Regions from separate parts of the Homo sapiens genome. Here regions 1 and 3 are each linked to region 2. A link is a contact called in ENCODE Hi-C or POLR2A ChIA-PET data. All regions are on one chromosome and are shown on one strand. The core of a region is the stretch at or near the end of the contact, and the rest is flanking DNA. Distances in the headings are between cores, read along the strand shown.

Region 1 (3,450 bases), core at 458-2,957, 770 kb before region 2:
TATTTATTTATTTATTTATTTATTTATTTATTGAGACGGAGTCTCACTCTGTCGCCCAGGATGGAGTGCAGTGACGTGATCTCCGCTCATTGCAACATTCACCTCCTGGGTTCAAGGGATTCTTCTGCCTCAGCCTCCCGAGTAGCTGGGATTACGGGCATGCACCACCATGCCCAGCTAATTTTTGTATTTTTAGTAGAGATGGGGTTTCGCCATTTTGGCTATGCTGGTCTCAAACTCCTTACTTCAGGTGATCCACCTGCCTTGGCCTCCCAAAAGTGCTAGGATGACAGGTGTGAGCCACCACGCCCGGCCCTCAAAAAAGAACACCCAGCCAAATACATACAAAGTAGTAGTTGACCTAGTATAAAGAATACTGTGTACCAATCTATTACCCTTAGGACAAAGAAAGGTCAAATAGAGTTAAGAAAATTTACTAAGTTAATGAAAGTCTAACCAACCCATTTCCTTAAATACTGCTTATTTTCTCTTCTCCCTCCTATTCTGTCTTCTTTCTTGTATTAAATAAAGCTTTTGGAGATTTATATTGTCTGACCTTGGTATCTCTATAGGTTTCCACAGAACCATAGGTCTTAGTTATTTATGCTTTTTGGCACATAATTCAAAGGGTTGTGACATTTTTATAATTTGTCAAATTCGTTACTGCTGCACTTTGTGCCATTTGGTCTTAATTCTGATTAGCTAATTTTATTTTTTTATTTTAATTTTTTATTTTTTGAGACAGAGTCTCATTCTGTTACCTAGGCTGGATTTCAGTGGTACGATCTCAGCTCATTGCAACCTCACCTCCCAGGTTTAAGTGATTCTTATGCCTCAGCCACCCGAGTAGCTGAGATTACAGGTGCATGCCACCATGCCTGGCTAATTTTTGCACTTTTAGTAGAGATGGGGTTTCGCCATGTTGGCCAGGCTGGTCTCGAACTCCTGACCTCAGGTGATCCACCAATCTTGGCCTCCCAAAGTGCTGGGATTACAGTCATGAGCCACCGTGCCCAGCCTTGATTAGCTAATTTTAGAGATGAAATGTTTATGAAACTTTGAAAACTCATATTTTAAATAAGCAGTTACCAAAGAGCAGCAAATGATGCCATTCCACCCAATATCACCCTTTCCCTCAGCTCTCCCCACCCAAGAATATCACCGTCTAGCTATTTACATGTACCAACTTAAAAAAGGCAACATCTTATGAACAGTATGAATTTGGGAACCTTAGGTGATGACAATACTGAAACTCTAAAGAAAGCCATCCAACAGTGAAAGGACTTTTAATGTTAATTACATGAACAAGACATAAGAATGCATCACATTCTCTGAAGACCTCTCATCATGAAACAGACAGCTATCTCTCTGGAATGAATAAGTTGCAGTCCTTCTTAGAGGCGAGTGGATACATGGGATTAACTCTGGAAAGTATTGCTTGCTGGATATCAGCTACATCTCTATCTGGTGGAAGAGACCCCGAAACTCTTTCTAGGCCTCTCTCTGTATTTTCCAGGAGATTAGGCTAGAGAATTACATACCTTTCTTGTTGGCATCATAGGATGCAATGATTAGGCTGAAGACCAAGATGGTATCCATGTTAGCTTGAGCACATGCTCATTGCAGACAGACCACTGCTCATCTGTCACAGCCCTTGATAGCTCTGCCTCTAGTTGCTTTCACCACACGCAGCTGGAACCAAGTTTGACCCTGAGAGACTCTGATTCCACCCTGATTATTTTGCCCCATTTCCTGAAGACCCAGGAATAGATCTAATTGGAGAAAGGGCTAATTCTGCTTATTAATAATTCACTCAGACTTCTTCTGACTTCGCTGCCGGTGCCGACATAGAGAACTAGATTACCTAGAGGTTTCTCGAGCAGGAAGGCCATAAACGCCCATTGATATGCTTTACAAATACTTGCAGATAGACACGTAGACATTTACATGCATGCTCACTGACACAGGCACAGAGATTTATATACTTTCATGAAAAGATGTGGAGATTTCTAGTAAGGAATATAATTTCTAGAGCAGGAATTATAGAAATAGAGCAGGAAACTAGGACTAGGAGTCAGTACAATTGAGTTCTAGTACAGGCCCTTTTATGAGCTATCACCTTGAGAAAATTACTTGACTTCTTGGGATCTAAATGTTCTCTTCTATAAATTGAGAGTCCTGAACCATATGATCTCTTTTTTTTTTGAGGCAGAGTCTCGCTCGGTCGCCCAGGCTGGAGTGTAGTGACACGATCTCGGCTCACTGCAAGCTCTGTCTCCCAGGTTCACGCCATTCTCCTGCCTCAGCCTCCTGAGTAGGTGGGACTACAGGCGCCCACTACCATGCCTGGCTAATGTTTTTGTATTTTTAGTAGAGACAGCGTTTCACCGTGTTAGACAGGATGGTCTTAATCTCCTGATCTCGTGATCCACCTGCCTCGGCCTCCCGAAGTGCTGGGATTACAGGCATGAGCCACCGTGCCTGGCCTTTTTTTTTGTGAAATGGAGTCTCGTTCTGTTGCCCAGGCTGGAGTGCAGTGGCATAATCTTGGCTCACTGCAACCTTCATCTCCTGGGTTCAAGTGATTCTCCTGCCTCAGTCTCCTGAATAGCTGGGATTAAATGTGTGTGCCACCCTGCCGGCTAATTTTTATATTTTTAGTAGAGACAGGTTTCACCATGTTGGCCAGGCTGGTCTCGAACTCCTGACCTCAAGTGATCTGCCCCCATCGGCCTCCCAAAGTGCTGGGATTACAGCCGTGAGCCACCCCAGCCGGCCGTGAACCATATGATCTCTAGAATTAATCCAGTTATATATATAAACTCACATTAGCACAGACATACCTATTGAGTTTTGCACATCTTCACACTCCTGAATAGTGAAGTGAGTATTGGTGGACAACATTCTGATGACCATTGGGCTGAGAGGTTGTGAGGAAGAGCTAAATACGGCAGGTGAGTGGTACTGTCTGTGGCTTGGGAAGGTTTTCCTAGACAGATAACTGTTGTTGAAGATTTTTCCAAATTTGTATTTTTTTAGTGTCTAGTGTAATAATCTGTAGACTTTGTCATGGCATAGATAGATGGAGCATAAAAGAGAATGAAGGGCCGGGCGCGGTGGCTCACGCCTGTAATCCCAGCACTTTGGGTGGCTGAGGCGGGTGGATGACCTGAGGTCGGGAGTTCGAGACCAGCCTGACCAACATGGAGAAACTCCATCTCTACTGAAAGTACAAAAATTAGCTGGGCATGGTGGCGCATGTTTGTAATCCCAGCTACTTGGGAGGCTGAGGTAGGAGAATCGCTTGAACCTGGGAGGTGGAGGTTGCAGTGAGCCGAGATTGCACCATTGCACTCCAGCCTGGGCAACAAGAGCGAAACTCCGTCTCAAAAAAAAAAAAAAGAAAAGAAAAAAAAGAGAATAAAGATCTACCCCATCTTTATCAAACTC
Region 2 (3,086 bases), core at 365-2,864:
CCTGCAGTTGGGGTGGGGGTTGGGGGGGGTATGGTCAGAGGGGATTCCATATGCAGAGCAATACTGCCTCCTTGTGTCCAGCAAGGGAAGCACAGCTGAAGACAAACGGATGGGAGAGGGGTTTCCAAGGTTTGTCTCTTGCTAGATACTAATGGCATAAAGATCTTCTTGTTCAAACATCCTTTCAAGCTGTGCCCTATTCGAGGAACTCAGGTCTCCTGTACGCAGCTCCCCACAGCTGAACAAAATGCATTTACTGAAGCCCGACCTAGTAGGCAAATAGACACTGAGGCTGACTTACAGAAGAGGCAAAGTGGTGCATACCTGGGGAAGGGGTGCAGGAAAGGGTATAACGCTAGGAAGAATTCAGCTAATGCTCCATTTGCCGTTTTAAAAACTCCAGGACCCTTCCATCCCCAGAGGGATTTAGAAGGCCAAAGGAAGCGGTGCCAACATGCCCCTTTCTCTCCCTCGCCAGGGGCTAGCTTCGTCCCCTTGAAGAGGCTGAGCTGGGCTCACATCTGTTCCTTCCCCTCTTGCCCCTCATTACCTGTAAAAATCCGGTGAGGTCATCAGTGGAGAACACGTCCATCACCTCCATAGCCCCCGCGCTGGACTTGCTGACTACTGGAGTGAGCGGGCAGCTGCAAGGTTTCCCCGTTCCCCGCATTAGGCTGGGCCATCTCAAGCCCGGCTCCCTACCCTCCCAGGGCTCCCAAGGGCTAGGGGGATGAGAGTTCTGGGACAGGTAAGTCTGGCTAAGGGATCACCCAAGGGCCAAGGTGCTTAGGAACTCGGCTGCGTCTCCAAGTTGGGGCACATAGAGAATGAGGGACGTCCGTGCCTGTTTCTCCGGCTGGTGATGACCTTATCCACTCCGAGGAAGTGTGCGGAACGCAGCACAGCCCCAAAATTCCGGGGATCCTGGATCCCATCGAGGACGAGCCACAACTGCTGGGGGTCGTCGCCTGGGCTCGCCTCCCCGGCCTCTCTCCAAGGCCGGGGCCGCAGCGGGCTCACCTCCATGCAGACACCCTGGTGGACCTGGTAGCGGCACATTGTGTCCAGTTTCTGCCGTCTGGGCCGCAGAACTGGAATGTCCCGCGCCTCGGCCATCCGGAGCAGCTCGGCCCGCTTCCCCTGCAGCCCAGCTTTACCCGCCTGGAGCAGGAGCCGGGCCACAGAGCGGCGGGCGGCCTGCAGAGCCAGGAGACACGGGGTCATGCCAAACAGAAGCTCCAGCCGAGAGGTCGGCACCAGGTCATCCAGCAGCAAGCGGCTTAGCTCCTCCCCACCAGGCCGCTCCCCATGCCGCGCTGCATGGGAGAAATGACGGGTGACGAGGCGACCCCAGGTCGCGCCCCGGACGGTCGAGAGCAATGCCATGGCGCAGCTCCCGCCAGGGACTCGATGCCCCTTGCTGCGTCCCCGGGAGCGGTAACCCGCGCCGCAGTTCGCTCCCAGGCTCCCAACACCGAGGTGAAGGGTACTCGACAGCCGTCTCCGCCGAGCTCTCTCGGACAGGAACAAACAGCCCCGATTACCCACAACTGGACTACCGAGCTACGACCACCCGCTCCCAGGCTCCCACGTGGGTCCCTCGCTTCCGGGTTCGGGAGCCCGCCCCTCCCCGGCCCCTTCCTGACGGTGTTTTGCGCATGCGTGGCTGCCAGGCTGTCCCCCACAGCGCCTCCCTCAAGGCTAGAGGAGCGGCGAGCTGAGCTGGCCGTACTACCGGCTGCGTCCTGTGTTCCTCGAGGTCCCAGGAGGCCGGGGACCGCATTCACCCACGCACCAGTGAAGGGCCCTTTAAGGAGATGGGTTGGCCTTCCTGGTCAACCAATTCAGTCTTGTTGCCTCCCTCCCCACATCCCGGCGCTGGTGATTTTTCCCAGAACTTCTCACTAGCCCATCACCAGCCAGCAGGACCCCAACAGTCACTTCCTATCCCGGGCCGCTGATTCTCTTCCTAAGTGACTCTGAGCCTGTCGTGTTCCTGCTGACAAGCTCACTAACGCCCCCGTCCCACAGGTAATGGCGAGACTCTTGCGCAGCACTCAGCCCCCCAGCGATCCAGGAAGGCAGGAAGGAGCTGCCTCTTCAGCCCCATCTGGCTCCTTGCTCCTGTGCTTAAGTTCTGAGCTGTTCGCACAGCACTGCATGCTCTTCCAGACCTCTCAGCCTTGCACACCTGTCTTCGCTTTGTCAAACTCCTACATGTTTTCAAGGCCCAAACAAACCCATTCCTGCTACCTAAGGTAATCCATACTCCCATGAGTGAGGCCCCCAATCCACCCACCTGGGACCTACCTGGAAGAAATTCTGAGACACAAGCACCCCTGATCACAGAGAAGGGGAAAGAATGGAAAGACACTCCTGAAGCCAAGGCAGATTGGTTGCGATTTTTCTTTTTTAATGATCACCATGAAATCCACTGGGCCAGGCCCTGGTGTTCTGCTGCCATAGTCAGAGTCAGAGTGGAGGGATGACCCCAGGAGGGGACAAGAAGCCAAGACTGGGCTGGGGAGCCGAGAAGGAGATAGATAAGGGGGAGAGGGTGCAGTGGGGCAGGCAGAGGAGGAAGTCTGGAGCCCTGGATAACAACACAGATATAAGGTGAAGGCCTCCCTCTGCCACCCCAGCCCTGAGCCACAGACGTTGAGGTGCAAGAAGATGGGGATTTTGGCCACAACTCCTTTCCCATGTCAAAGGGAAGACACTGAGAGCAGACAAAGGCCAAGTGCCCAGGGGCACAAGAACAAGTTAACAAGTAAAACAATTAGGGACACCACCTCCTTTCCCCAGCCCATTTTTCACATTTACAACTGAAGCAATTTGACAAGATGATATAAAAATCTCAAACAAATTTTCTAGCCCCTGGTCGGGGTGTGGACAGGAAGTGGTATCCCGTGATCCAGAAATCAACACCTAAAATCCAGAGGCAGGAGGCAAGCCATGAAGGGTGGGGAGGGAAGGAGGAGCTCCCACAGTCACTAGGTCACCTGCTCCGTGGGCCTCATCTGGATGTCTCCAATCTGTGGAAGGTACAAGGCATGAGGCAGCTGTGACACTCTCCCCTGGCCCTG
Region 3 (3,276 bases), core at 532-3,031, 910 kb before region 2:
TCAGCCTCCTGAGTAGCTGGGATTACAGGCGTGCACCACCACACGTTGCTATTTTTTGTACTTTAAGTAGAGACGGAGTTTTGCCACATTGGCCAGGCTGGTCTCAAACTCCTGACCTCAAGTGATCCACCCACCTTGGCCTCCCAAGGTGCTGGGATTACAGGCATGAGCCACTGTGCCTGGCTCCATTTACAACTATTTCTATCATTATAATGCAGGGGCTCTCAAACCTGAGCATGCCTCAGAATCCCCCAGAGGGCTGTGCGCACAGACTGCTGGACCTTTCCCCAGCTTCTGATTCCGTCCCTCCAGAGTGGGGCTGGAAGAGTTGCCTTTCTGAGGTGAGGCTGCGGGTCGGGGGCACGTCTGAGAACTGCTGCAGAGGTGAGTGCTGTGGCTCTGTCTGCATTCCCCCTGGAAGACTGAGGCACCAGGTGTACTGGTGCTAACAGACCACAAGTCCCTCCTGGACACTGCCCTTCTCTGAAGGGAGCTGCCTCCTCACTCGAGGCTAGGCCTCGCTTTGGGAGCCCACATCCCATGACTGGTTAATGCTATGGGAGTACACAGAGCAGTCCACAGGTGAAATCACAGCATGAGGAGGAACAAGGACGCAGTCACATAAGGAAACTGCGTGTGTGTGCATTGGATGTAAACTATGAACAGGGCAGAAACTCTGAGAACATCCTTTCCTACAGCAGAGCAGGGTCTCCTGCCACTTCCAAGTCTTCCCTGGCAGAATCCTACTGGTTTAAAAAGCAAAGTCACTGTGGTAATAAACACAAAATTAGGCCTTCAAGCTGCTGGGGATGACGCTCCTCATTGTGGAAAATCTGGAAGATGCTAATCAAATTTCCAAGTAGGTTATCTAGTTGTTGTCTAATTCAGAGAGGCTTGGCCATAGACACGGTGGCTTACGCCTATAATCCCAGCACTTTGGGAGGCCGAGGCGGGCAGATCACCTGAGACCAGCCTGGGCAACATGGTGAAACCCCGTCTCTACTAAAAATACAAAAATTAGCCAGGTGCAGTGGTGCATGCCTATAATCCCAGCTAGTAGGGAGGCTGAGCCAAGAGAATCGCTTGAACCCGGGAGGAAGAGGCTGCAGTGAGCTGAGATCGCGCCATTGCACTCCAGCCTGGGTGGCAGAGCGATGCATCCTCCCAAATTACGCTGTCTGGGAAGCCACTTGCCTTCCTGAGGCAAAGGAGCCCAGGTTCCCTGTAGAAGCCGGGCTGATTCCGTTAACTCGCATTTGCTGAGTGGCGCTAGGGTACTTGGTGCTGCAGGGAAAACAGATTGTGAGCCCTCGGGGCAGAATCCAAGTGAGACAGACACATTGCTCCCTCCCTGCTGCTGCCAGTCCATCTCTTTGCCAACAAACCTGCTTAAAATGCCAAAGCTGGTCCAAAGTTTCAGGAAAACAACTTCCGCCAGAGGGCACGTAGAGGGCACAGATGCTATAGATGCTTCTCTGACAAACACTCCTGACCCCCTTGACAGATTGGAAAATACATGGTTCAGAAAGGGTGAGAGATTTCAACTTGAGAAGTGAAACTAGGAAAAGATGGAAGGTGTCCGGATTTCTAGCTCAAGTCCACACACTGCTTCTCTGCGGTGACTAAATCGTGGCTGTGTTCTCATCACCTGCCTCGCGGCGCTCCACACCACCAGCCAGCGTCTGCCACACACGCGGGGGGGTGTGGATCTGCCTAAGAAGGTGTTTCAGTGCTACTTACAGAAAGGCTAAGCCCAGATGGGCCGAGCTGCTCCAGTTTCCCCTAGTGCCAGAACAGGGAACTACTGCCACATCCTGGTACACCATTTGGTGCACAAAACATCCCCCTGGCTGCAGAGGGTGGACCTCAGCAAGGAGCAGCCCCAGAGTAGGCACTACAAGAAGCCCTAGAGTCAGCCAGTTCTCAGATCAGATCAGTAGAACTGGATGGTAAAAAATAAAAAACCCATGGGTATTATATCACAGGTGCATGAAAATCTACTCAGTAAATGTGTCCTGGGAGACAGGGAAAGGAGATAGGGTAGCAGAGTTTGACCCGTATTTGAGGGATCACAAATTGCATGGTGCTCTCTGAGTGAACATGCCATCCCACTGCAGGACAATGGTCTCTGGGACGATGATGACCAGGAAGAATGCTTAAGAATGACCACATCACTGTCTATGGTGTTCAACTTGGCCTTCCCAAGATGCTCTGGCAATGGCACGTGCTTCTTGGAGGAAAAAATATTTTCCTGGCTTGGGGGATGGGGGTAGGGTAGAGTGAAAGACAGAAAGGAAGAGCTGTCCTAAACCAACCCCAGGGTTTTTTGGGTTTTTTTGTTTTCTTTTTTGCAGGGGGACGGGGGCGGGGGGGAGATGGAGTCTCTCTCTGTCACCCAGACTAGAGTGCAATGGCGCTATCTCGGCTCACTGCAACCTCCGCCTCCTGGGTTCAAATGACCCTCCTGCCTCAGCCTCCCGAGTAGCTGGGATTACAGGTGCATGCCACCATGCCCAGCTAATTTTTTGTATTTTTTAGTAGAAACAGAGTTTTGCCATGTTGCTCAGACTGGTCTTGAACTCCTGACCTCAGGTGATCCACCTGCCTTAGCCTCCCAAAGTGCTGGGATTACAGGCTTGAACCACTGAGCCCAGTCTGGTTTGTTCTTAACATCTTCTCAGAGACGATGCTGGTCTTTTTGGATAATAAGCATCGAACACTAAGTACTGAACAAAATACAAGATTAGTGTCTTCCCAGCGGGCCTCTAATCTCAGTAATGCATACACTAATATTAATAACACCTGATTGCTCCCTGCTCCACAGAGCTCCTGGGATGCGGGCATCAGCCTTGTAGCCTTGTGGTCAGCACTGGCATCCATACCTGGAGCAGTGGTACCTGACACTCAGAATTGCTACATGGGGTCATGGCCTAATCAGAGACAGCATCCATCCTAATGCCACGGAGGTTACTTTTCTTTAAAAAAAAAAAAAAAAAAAAAAGATGACAACCACCAGAATCAGCAGTTAACTGAAATTCTATCTACGGCTTTTCTTTTCATGTTCAGTCAACAGCAGAAAATGGCCACAACAGTGCTTCAGATGACTGTGTAAAATGCTCTCACTAAAATACTTTCAGTTTTAGGAATTTCAGAGGGCCAGAGTATATACTGGAGAGGCCTACACTGTTACCTTTTTATATTCAAAAAGCTTTTGTAATCACATTTTCTCCTTCTAATAAAGTAAATGTCTGTCTAGTTCTTTTTGTTTTGAGACCG

What was found. A loop is a pair of places that touch in the nucleus more often than their neighbours do. ChIA-PET counts read pairs that join two places held with the same protein, here RNA polymerase II (POLR2A). Pooled maps may share reads with other maps.
Region 1: a map of endothelial cell of umbilical vein shows a loop between it and region 2 (18-fold over the local background). The contact joins the promoter of C17orf78 here to the promoter of MRM1 in region 2. A Hi-C loop is called at or near these places in 20 of 168 maps with a recorded cell type or tissue (CD4-positive, alpha-beta T cell, CD4-positive, alpha-beta memory T cell, CD8-positive, alpha-beta T cell and 15 more), 24 of 37 single-sample maps with no recorded cell type and 26 of 50 pooled maps. POLR2A ChIA-PET finds 5 or more read pairs at or near these places in 4 of 52 experiments (BJ, HEK293, MCF 10A and 1 more).
Region 3: a loop to region 2 is called in a pooled map, with 4 times the contacts of the local background. The contact joins the enhancer-like site here to the promoter of MRM1 in region 2. A Hi-C loop is called at or near these places in 2 of 168 maps with a recorded cell type or tissue (IMR-90 and breast epithelium) and 6 of 50 pooled maps.

Annotation. Positions count from the first base shown.
Region 1 is chr17:37,374,242-37,377,691 of GRCh38, reverse strand. C17orf78 (chromosome 17 open reading frame 78) reads right to left here and starts at 1,707. Exons shown (of 7, transcript NM_173625.5): 1 at 1,542-1,707. The coding sequence starts at 1,599. The region is part of intron 1 of ACACA (acetyl-CoA carboxylase alpha); the gene reads left to right.
Region 2 is chr17:36,600,111-36,603,196 of GRCh38, reverse strand. MRM1 (mitochondrial rRNA methyltransferase 1) reads right to left here and starts at 1,614. Exons shown (of 5, transcript NM_024864.5): 1 at 845-1,614; 2 at 551-644. The coding sequence starts at 1,386. It overlaps DHRS11 (dehydrogenase/reductase 11), which reads right to left. Exons shown (of 7, transcript NM_024308.4): 7 at 2,393-3,035. The coding sequence ends at 2,994.
Region 3 is chr17:37,505,361-37,508,636 of GRCh38, reverse strand. The region is part of intron 1 of DUSP14 (dual specificity phosphatase 14); the gene reads right to left. Among named protein-coding and RNA genes, the nearest start is that of DUSP14, 17 kb to the right of the region's middle. RefSeq lists enhancers at 624-1,124, 1,125-1,625. Within about 2 kb of position 1,781, at least 3 of the 41 ENCODE cell types and tissues checked have a DNase peak (open chromatin) inside an H3K27ac peak, as active enhancers do; they include breast epithelium, where a contact is called at or near this core.